2 separate regions of the Homo sapiens genome follow, and region 2 is linked to region 1. Evidence: chromatin loops called from intact Hi-C (ENCODE). Cell type or tissue: Calu3. All regions are shown on one strand. Links, peaks and the distances in the headings refer to the core of each region. The heading gives the core; the rest is flanking DNA.

Region 1 (5,396 bases), core at 57-5,056:
GTTCCAATTATGTGGTCAACTTTAGAATAAGTGCTATGTGGTGCTGAGAAGAATGTATATTCTGTTGATTTGAGGTAGAGAGTTCTGTAGACGTCTATTAGGTTTGCTTGGTCCAGAGCTGAGTTCAAGTCCTGAATAGGCCTGTTAATTTTCTGTCTCATTGGTAAAGTTTTTCTTTTAACTATTTGGTGTTAGAAGTAAGATTTGAAGGATACCCAGTGGCCCCCCGGAACAAGGAATGCCCAAGTGTAGATACCCACTAGGGCCCATTGCTCTCACGCTGCAACTGAAGATTATGGGTAAATTTCCTCTTGGATTCAAACTCTGCAAATTTATGTTTTGAGCTCTAACTTTGTTTGAGCAATTTGTTGACTGGACTGGGTTCAGAATTGGAATGGATCTGGTAAAGAAACCAGACTGGGTCCAGTAGGAGGCCTCTGGTAGGTAAGGTTCCTGGAAGACAGCATATCATGTGTTTTTTGAATCCAAGGGCTCTAGAACTCTTCCATGTGGGACTGCAGCATATTTTATGTATAAGAACCATGGACCCAGAACATGTGTTTTTCTAGAAAAATGAGTGAACCTGACCAAAGGTAATTTTAAGTTACAAAGGCCACAGTGGGGAGACTTTTTACAAAGGACAAAGAGGTGCATGCCTTTATAATACGCCAGCTATGGGGACTGAGAAGACCTCCTTGTAGCTATTTTGAACCCCAGAGGAGTTGCCTCAAAAGTAAAGGACCGCGTGTCCCAAGAAGTTTACCTGTATTTTAAATAGTCAGGCCTTTGCATAAGAAATTTTTCATTTCTATACCAGTCATCTGATGGACCTGGCCTGTCTACCTACTAGAGAAAGCCCCCAAGGGCTACACTCCCTGGGCAATAATCAACCAATCCCCCAGAGAAAAAAAATGGAAGTTTCAAATCAAATGTGGAAGTCCCCATACCTGAAGCTATCTGACTGACAGTTGAATCATATTTAGAAAAACATTTGTAAGAATGAGTCTTTTCTGTTTTCTCTCTTTAATCCTGCTTCTCCCATGGGAACCCTGCAGTCAACTGAAACACCTCTTATGAAACTTCCCGCTAAACACATACTCTGCCAATTCTTTCTTGTTGTCATGATCTTTGCTATGCCCCAAACTCTTTCTGGTGGGTGGGGGGAAATATTATTCAGTCTTGCAATCTTGAAAACAAAACAGGAGAGAAAAGTTGTACCAGTCTGTGATTATAGAGCAAGATTAGAAGTAACCATGGTGAGTCAGGCACACAAAATATTTGTTCTAGTCTTCAGTGGGTTCCACCCACTTAGTATTTTAGTTAAAAGACAGAAGGTGGGTTGGAAAACCACTGATTTAGCAGAATAAATCTCCAAAATACAACTTTTTGGCAGAAAAACTATTTTCACCTGCTTATTTTGAGGACTCTTTGTAAGAGAAATTTACATCCCTAAAGGGAATCTCCATTTGTAAGAAGGTCTACCTCTCTGGACAGAGAACACTGGAAACTCTGATAAGGAAGAAAGCGTTGGCTTAAATCTACAGAAGCCTTGCCTTTAAAGTGCTTTTCCTAGCTGTCTTGCCCTAACTGGGTCTTTACATCTTTCTTTCTTGGTTTGGGCAAATTAAAGCATTTAAGCTGGAAGTCCAAGCTCTGTGCTTTTGAGATATAAATTTTCTACACAGTCTTCTCTAGAGTTTAATAGGTATCTATTTAAAATGCAAGTTTAGGGTAGATAACTCATCAGAAGTAGAAGTAAGAAAAATAGATATTTGGAAACTGAGCAAATAAAAAAACATTAATGATCTTTTTCACAAATATTAGTAAGAAGCTTTAGCCATTTAAGTGGCATTAGCCAAAAACAATTTAGATCCAGATATTCTTTAATAAATTAGTGAGATTTGTATTATTGTACCTGGCACATGGCTAAAAATTTGTAATGTTTCTGTTACATGTCTATCTATATCTGGATGTATGTACATATGTGCAATATTTTTCTACTGCCTTATAGTATTGCCAAAATTAAATAACACCATGTTCAAACAAGACGGATGTCTAGCTGTAGGCAAGCAGGTGATTTTTCTACTTTGCTCCTATGTCTGGCCCATAAAAGCTTGTTCACACTGCTGGGCAGAGCTCTCTGAATTTCTTCTGATCTGTAGTGCGATCTGATAATGAATCATTCTTTGATCAAATAAAGTCTGCTAAGTTTAATTTGTCTTAAGTTTTTATATTAAGACTCACTTTCCTCATTTGAAAAATGAAATGATAAAATATATATCTCCTAAATTTCTGCCAGATTTTTCTATTCACTTCTAATTTTCAAATGATCGTATTTAGTGAGATCTACCCATCCTCTTGGTCTGTGACTGGTTGTGGAACAAATAGATTTGGAGGAAGATGAGAAGCATGATGATTGTCTCCATTAAGCCAATAATTTTCTGAGAGTCTATGTGCAATACAGAAACAGGCTGCTGTAACTGCAAAGTAAACTGAGTATACGCACTTAACTGCTCTCATGTGGCATACTGACTAGGCATAGTGATGAAGTAAAACAATTTATTATTTTCTGAGTACTTAAATGTCTGGGTTTTGTACTTTATCGAAGATTATTTTATGAAATGTGAAAATATAAATCCTTTACTTTTTTCACTGTTTACTCTCCTCACTCTCTTAATGAAAATCTCTATATCTCATGCTCATCACTTCCTCACGGACTCTGAGTTCAGTTGGCACCTACTCCATATTCTGCTTTCTGTTTCAGCAGGTAATTTACAATTTAACCCAGAGGAGGCAGCATCCTCCTGAGACCAGCGTCCCCCAGGCTTCCTTCTGGAAGCCAATCTCCTCCAGACTGTGGCGGCCCAGTCTCTATGGGAAACTAACAGAGAAGATTGTCTCCTTGATATATTATACATCAGGTTTTCTCTATCACTGAGTTTGCATGTTAAATTGGGTCACTTCTTCTGGTGAGACACAGAGGAAAACTTCAGAACTGTTTCTTTATCATCATTGGTCCAGACAGTGAATACATATTGAGAAGCTACATGTTATTTAATCAAGGTATTGCTGGTCTTGTATTTCTCAGATATTTACCCAATAAGGAAATTGAATTTGTCTACATGAGATTTATGTAAGCAATCATTTCAAATTTTTTATGAGAAAAAAATCAAGACATGTTTGCTTAAAGTGATTTAATTGTTCTCTTAGTAATTATGTTTCATATTTTTTTCCAATGAAACAAGCAAACAAAATAGTGCATTCAGTTTGCTTGAATTTTTATCATTTTAATCAGTTTTGGAGAGATCTATTTTTAGTTTGAGACTAGAGTGGAAGCAGCTCATGGTGCAGTGTGTATTGGTTTTGTTCCTCAGTGTTGCTCTTTTGCTTGATATAAGTGGGATAAAGGGCAGCTCTTCAGCATCAGGCCACTCAGAGAAAACTACACTGAAGTAAAAAGGCTTCATATAGATTAGATACAAATGCTCTCAGAGGTGGGGCAGCAGAGGCCATCTTGTTGAGTGTAGTTTTACATTTCAGTAAATTGAAATTAAAATGTATTTGTAGGTTCCCCAACTTAAAACAGCTGTGTCAGAACATGACAAGAATTCAGGTCTCTTTTAATCTTATTACTCATCATACCACATGTGTGAATTTAAAATAGACAGACTTGGAAGCAGGAAATCTTTATACATATTTAATTCAATATGCTTTACGGTTAAAAATAATATATTCAAAATTTTCAACTTATATCTATCAATGATGCACATATGTATATGAAAATGTATTGTGTCTTTTTAACCAATGTGTTAACTACTAAGTTTTTGTTAATAAATGCACATCAATTTGCCTAATATTTTGAATAGGTGTATTGTATATATGCTTATATATCATAATGATAATATGTTTGCATCCCTATAGATTTGTTTTGTATGTCCTCAATTTCAAATTGTAGACAATTTTCAAGGAAAATATTAATTTAATAACTTTTCAATAAACAGTAACTATATATACACACTATATGTACACAAATATATACACAACTATATATACATATATATGTATGTATACATATACACAACTATACATATATATGTATATATATACTATACATGTATATTTATATGTATATATATACACGAACTATATATGCACTATATATACACAACTATATATAAATTATATGATGCTTTTCCTTTAGCAGTGCAGAAATGTGAGTGTTAGAATCAAGGAAAGAGCATTATTATTTTCTCATTCTCTAGATAATACATTACAAGGAATTGGCCACGTGGCAGTTTTGTAGAATTTTACATCTACCGATAGCAAGCTAACCCGGGAGATAGTATACTCCTGTACACTGCTGATTCTGCTGGAAGGGTGGGTAACCTTTTGCCTTGTTTTATGGGACAGCTGCAATTCTTGGTTGTTTGGTTGAGATATTTTAAATACAAACCAATTAACAACCATTTTATTACTTGTTTCATTGAGTTCTATTAAAAAGTCAGAACAAAAACCCAGTTTTAAAAGTTACTCTGCATTGTTAAATAGTATTATAATGGATGTCAAAATATGCAGAATGTAATCACCTGAGTCCCCATTACTTTTTTATTAATGTTTAATCATATTTTTTGAGATTATTACTTTAATATGTGAGGTATTTTATTTAATCTATAATGTCAAAGAAAACAGTGGAAAAAAGAGAGCTTTTTTCACTGAATTTTACAAGCAATTTAAATATATAAAATATAAAAGCAATTTATAACACACAAAAGTATTTCAGTTGCTTCTTTGACATTAATGTATAAATAATATTAAAAATATGAAATATCCAAAATCTAGAAAGAGTATAACAAATGATTTTTAAGAACGAGCACTTAGGCTTATCATTTATTCATATTTTTGTTTGCTTTAATGATCTTAACTGTTAAAATATTACAGATATAATTACTGTTCAATGTTTTCAACTTATTTTTTCCCTCCGCTACCCCATTTATTGGCATTTGTATTCATTCCAGTAACTGTTTTATACAAGCTTATCTGTGTGTGTGTGTATATATATATATATATATATGTATGTGTGTGTATTTATAAATAATGCACTGCACAATTTGAATGTTTAAATGCATATGACTGGGAACATATTTTGTGTAATAGTTTGTGGGGTTTTTTCAAAACTATGTTGAAATGTTCAATATTGATGTAGAGTATCCCATTCAGTTTAACTTCTAGAGAGTGTTCCATTCTGGGATAAAGTAGGGTATGTTATCCATTTTCCTAGTGATGGTAATTAGGGGTTTAAACGTCATGGAGCAAACATCCTCACATATGTCATTTTTTAAAACTCAAGTGTACATTTGTGAGAAGGAGCATTGCTGCATCAAACTTGCGCATCTTCA
Region 2 (5,396 bases), core at 61-5,060, 440 kb after region 1:
ACCACATGATTCAGCAATTCTACTGCTAGGCATACATCCAAAAGAAAGGTAATCAGTATATTGAAGAGATATCTGCACTCCATGTTTATTGGAGCAGTATTCGCAATAACTAAGATTTGCAAGCAAACTGTGTCTATCAACAGATGAATGGATAAAGAAAATGTGGTACATATACACAATGAAGTACTATTCAGCCGTAAAAAATAATGAGATCCTGTCATTTGCAACAACATGGATGGAACTGGAGGTTATTATATTAAATGAAATAAGCCAGACACAGAGAGATAGACTTCAAATGTTCTCCCTTATTGGTGGGAGTTAAAAATTAAAACAACTGGGCTCATGGAGATAGAGAGTAGAAGGATGGTTATCACAGGCTGAGAAGGGTAGTGGGGGTGGGGATTAGGAAGAATAAGTGGGGATGTTTAATGGGTACAAAATATAATTAGAAAGCATGAATGCCTTAGTGTTTGATAGCACAACGGAGTGACTATAGCCAATGATAATTGTGCATTTAAAAATAACTAAAAGTATAACTGGATATTTTGTAACATAAAGGACAAATGCCTGGGATGATGGATACCTCAATTATCTGATATGATTATTATGCATTGCATGCATGTATCAAAATATCTCATGTACCCCATAAATATATACACCTACTATGTACTCACAGAAAGTAAAAATTAAAAATAAAAAGGTCTAAAATATTTAATGTGGATAGCATGACTTTACTCCAGAATTTTACTGATTTCATTTGAATTATCCCATGGAAACATACAATAAATGCCACACAATGTAATTTCCCAATAATAATAGCTCTAATACTATAGATTCTAACACTTGCATGGTCCAAGTTTCAGAGTTGCTTGCACTGCATCCTGGATTGCAGTGAATCCTCTTTCTGTTATTGGAGTTACTCAAAGTCAGTATCTTTTTGCGTAACCCACTATATAGATCTAAATAATAATCCAGGTGTGGTATATGCTGCCGTCAAAACCCAAAAAGGTATACCAAGTATTGTCTATCTGTTATCTATCTATCTATCCATCTATCTATCTATTTATCTATCTATCTATCTATCATGTATCTATCTTTTGGTGAGAGGGCAAGATGCAGTAATCTTTCCTTTGCTTTGGATATCCCATGAGACTTTAAGTGGCATGTAACTTCCTACAACCTTTATTTTTGTGGAAGACCGCTGATATTGGTAAGGTATATCTTGCACCTTTGGATAACAAATGTATTACAATGTCTCCAGTGTGCTAGCTATTTCTTACAGCTCAGTCCAATTAGCATATTGTCCTCTAAATGTAGTACATTTTTTTTTATGCAGCATGTCCAGGTAGCTTGTATTTCTTTCACTTACATCATGACAGAGGACAGGAGGATAGGCATAGACCGAGGTATTATAAATAGAAGATGTCTGATCCTTATGAATGTGAGTTGTTCTTGATATTCTTTCCTCAGAGTGATAGAAAAGAGCTCATTTACCAAATCAATAGTAGGTGCATAAGACCATCTTAATTTGCTCTAGAAAAGATACTGAGTCTAACATAGGAACTTCTACTTACTGGAGTTTCAGGAATTGTGTGGGTTTTGAAGAGGTTAAAGTAGTAAATTAACAGAAATACAATGGAAATCACCATATCTTAGTCATCTAGATAAACATACTTCAAAAGAAATATAATATGCCACCTAGGTAATTTAAAAATATACTAGTGACCACAGTTTTAAAAGTTAAGATGAAATGTTAAATTATTTTTTAAATGATTTCATCTTTTATTTTAGACACAGTGGGTACATGTGCGTGTTTGTTACATGTGTATATTTCATCACGCTGAGGTTTAGGGTATAGATCCCATCACCCAGGTTGTGAGCATAGTATCCCATAGGTAGTTTTGCAACCCACACTCCCCTCCCTTCCTTCCCCATTTGGTAGTCCACAGTGTCTATTGTTTCCATCTTTACATCCTTGAGTACCCAAAGTTTAGCTCCTATGTATAAGTGAGAACATGCAGTATTTGGTTTTTTGTTACTGCATTAATTCACTTAGGATAATGGCCTCCAGTTGCATCCATGTTGCTACAAAGGACATGATTTTGTTCTTTTTTATGGCTATGTAGCACTCTGTGGTGTTTATGTGCTACATTTTCTTTATCCAATCCACCATTGATGGGCATGTAGGTTGATTCCTTGCTATTGGGAATAACACTGCAATGAATGAATAATTTGTCTTTGGGGTAGAACAATTTATTTTCTTTTGGATGTATCCCCAGTAATAGCATTCCTGGGTCAAGTAGCAGCCCTGTTTTAAGTTCTTCGAGAAATCTCCAAACTGCTTTCCACAGTGGCTCAACTATAATTTACATTCCCACCAACAGTGTATATGTGTTCCTTTTCTCCACAGCTTCACTAGTATTTGTTATTATTTGACTTTATTAATGGTCATTTTGACGGGACTGGTGTGAGATGGTCTCTCATTTAGGTTTTGATTTGCATTTCTCTCATAACTAACTATGATGACCATTTTTTCATGTTTGTTGGCTGCTCATATGCCTTCTTTTGAGAAATGCATGGTCATGTGCTTTGCCCACTTTTTAATGGGATTATTTAATGGGGTTTTGCTTGTTGACTTAAGTTCCGTATAGAATCTGGATGTTAGACCTTTGTTGGATGCACATTTTGCTAATATCTTCTCCCATTCTGTAGATTGTCTGTTTACTCTGCTGATAATTTCTGTTGCTGTGAAGAAGCTCTTTAATTAGGTCTAGCTTGTCAATTTTTGTTGCAAATGTTTTTGGGAAATTAGCCAAAAATTATTTGCCAAGCCTGGTATCAAGAACGGCATTTCCTAAGTTTTCTTCTAGGATTTTCTTACGTTTAAGTCTTTAATCCATCTCGAGTTAATTTCTGTACATGCTGAAAGGTAGCTCTCTCTGCTGTGGCCTCTGCCTGAGGGAGGGCTGTAGCCCGAAACATCTAATAAAAGAAATGCAGGCGAAGTGCTAGTAATTGGAGGGGCCTCCTCCAAGGCTCAGGAGTCGTCCTGGTAAGGAGGCATCTCTCTCAACCCCCACCGGACAGCGTGCCTGCGAATGCCAGGAAACACGAAAGAGCCAAGTGGCCGATCAAGAGCCTCTCTACGGGCATTACTCTTAGGCGCCATCTACTGGATTACAGCCCAAACTTCAACACCAAAAATTAAGTTAAAACTAATACGTCCAAAATATTGTTTCAACAGGCAAGCAACCTTAAAAATTAATAACGATATATTTTACATTTTATGTATAAACTTTTTAAAATCAAGCGTTTATTTTACATTTTCAGCTCATAATTCAGACACTAATTTTTTTTCAAAAATACTTGGTCTGCATTTAAATTTAATAAAATTTACAGTTGAAAAATTAGATTCACATATACGCAATGTCCCAAACATACTCAAAACATTTTTCATCACTAAATTGAGTAAGCAATATAACTTCTTTCAAGTCGGTATTATTAACATCAAATTCAAAAATTTAACATATAAATTAAAAAGTAACTTTAAATTCATCAATATCAAAATTGTTTTCAAATGTTTCTTGTAGATTTTGCAGTTTACATAATTGCATATTAAAATTACTTTTTTCTGCATATTATGTGTAAAATCAAATGTACAAAATCATTATCGATTCATATCATAAAATGTTTCCATTTCAAGCTCAATTTTCATACTTCTCTTAGTAGATCACAGATAAGTCTTTCTTTTCTGGTTGTTCTAAATTTACCTGTTTCACATAAGGTGTGATGTTGCTGACAAAATGTAAATCACACTTCTATTTGTTATCATGACTATTGAAATGCTTGCTATATATTTTGATTAAAGAAGATCCGGAGTGGGAGTGAAAGTACAGTAAATCTTTGTAAAACTCGGGGCTGGGTGCTGTGGCTGACGCATGTAATCCAGGCACTTTGGGAGGCCAAGGCGGGCGGATCACGAGGTCAAGAGATTGAGACCATCCTGGCCAACATGGTGAAATCCCGTCTCTACTAAAAATACAAAAATTAGCCAGTTGTGGTAGCATGCGCCTGTAGTCCTGGCTACTCGGGAGGCTGAGGCAGGAGAATCACTTGGACCCAGGAGGTGGAGGCTGCAGTGAGCCAAGATCCCACCATTGCACTCCAGCCTGGTGACAGAGCAAGACTCCGTCTCAAAAAAAAACTTTGTAAAACTCTTTCTGGCTCAACCAGTGAACACTGACTGGCAAAGATATGTCATTAAATTCACTGTTTTGTATTATAAAATTTAATTAATTGAATTAATAAAATTGAATTCATTGGTGAAGAATCAGCATATACAAGTATAAATTGAATAAATTGAGCAACTGTACCCACGACACATATATTCTGCTTCCAAAAACTGAGCATAAACATTTCCAGTGTGTATCATAAAGTGGAATGAAACACATAGGGACATAGTATTATCTTCTTTTAAAATCCCAATAAATCTAAATTTTTGACTTGACATAGCTAGGGCGACATTTGCTATGATAAAAACTACTTTTTATATTTAACAGAAATTATTTATTTATTTATTTACTGAGATGGAGTTTTGCTTTTGTTGCCCAGGCTGGAGTGCAATGGCATGATCTCGGCTCACAGCAACCTCCACTTCCCAAGTTCAAGCGATTCTCCTGCCTCAGCCCCACGAGTAGCTGGGATTACAGGCATGGGCCACCACGCCCGGCTGATTTTGTATTTTTTTAGTCGAGATGAAATTTCTCCATGTTGGTCAGGCTGGCCTTGAACTCCCAACCTCAGATAATCTGCCCGCCTCGGCCTCCCAAAGTGCTGGGATTACAGGCATGAGCGAGCCACTGCATCCGGCCCAGAAATTATTTTTTTTAAGGATAAAATTAGCCTTTGTTTTAATTTTTAAAATTTGCTAGCACATTTTTAAATTAGAAAACATTTGATTATACTATACTTAAAAATAAGCATGTCAATCTAAATAATAATTATGAATATTACTGTGGTGAGTACAAAAATTTCAGTTGAATCAATCCATTGGTGCTTACGAAGCAAAATATTAAGCAACAGTGTTAGTCCCTTCTTGCCCAGGGTGTATATAGAAATGTCATCTGGGATGGAGGTCCTGGAATAAGGGCCTCACAGCTTTGACGAGTGCATTTTCTTGCTGTGGCTAAACTGGTATCCAAGATGTGAGACAAAGTCCTCTCCACTCTTTCTTCTCCTCAAGTGGAAGAACTCTTTTGGAGCCATGAGCTGTGCAGCCTGAGGTTAGGCAAGGGTGATGCCAGCACAACCTCAGTTGCCCCAGCTGCTGTCTCTGTAGTTCACGTGCCCGCCGCACAGTCCACTATCTCGGGGCCCAATTCAGCACTAGGACTCAC

Evidence for each region. Hi-C counts contacts between places; a loop is a spot of excess contacts. Peaks named below come from ENCODE experiments on the same cell type or tissue, not always from the same donor. Only the 100,000 strongest peaks of a DNase experiment are listed, where the experiment ranks them.
Region 2: it touches region 1 in a loop (6-fold over the local background); 10 of 110 quality-filtered maps call a loop at or near these places.

What each region holds. Positions count from the first base shown.
Region 1 is chr1:248,684,433-248,689,828 of GRCh38, reverse strand. It overlaps OR14I1 (olfactory receptor family 14 subfamily I member 1), which reads left to right. Exons shown (of 5, transcript NM_001004734.4): 4 at 4,263-4,377. Among named protein-coding and RNA genes, the nearest start is that of OR14I1, 16 kb to the left of the region's middle. RefSeq lists enhancers at 1,174-1,223, 2,842-3,041. In Calu3, for the core only: no CTCF peak of the experiment used is centred there; a DNase peak (open chromatin) is centred at 2,798.
Region 2 is chr1:248,241,078-248,246,473 of GRCh38, reverse strand. It overlaps OR2M4 (olfactory receptor family 2 subfamily M member 4), which reads right to left. Exons shown (of 2, transcript NM_017504.2): 2 at 1,795-5,396. Among named protein-coding and RNA genes, the nearest start is that of OR2M4, 12 kb to the right of the region's middle. In Calu3, for the core only: a CTCF peak has its summit at 3,147 (motif pointing left); a DNase peak (open chromatin) is centred at 3,123.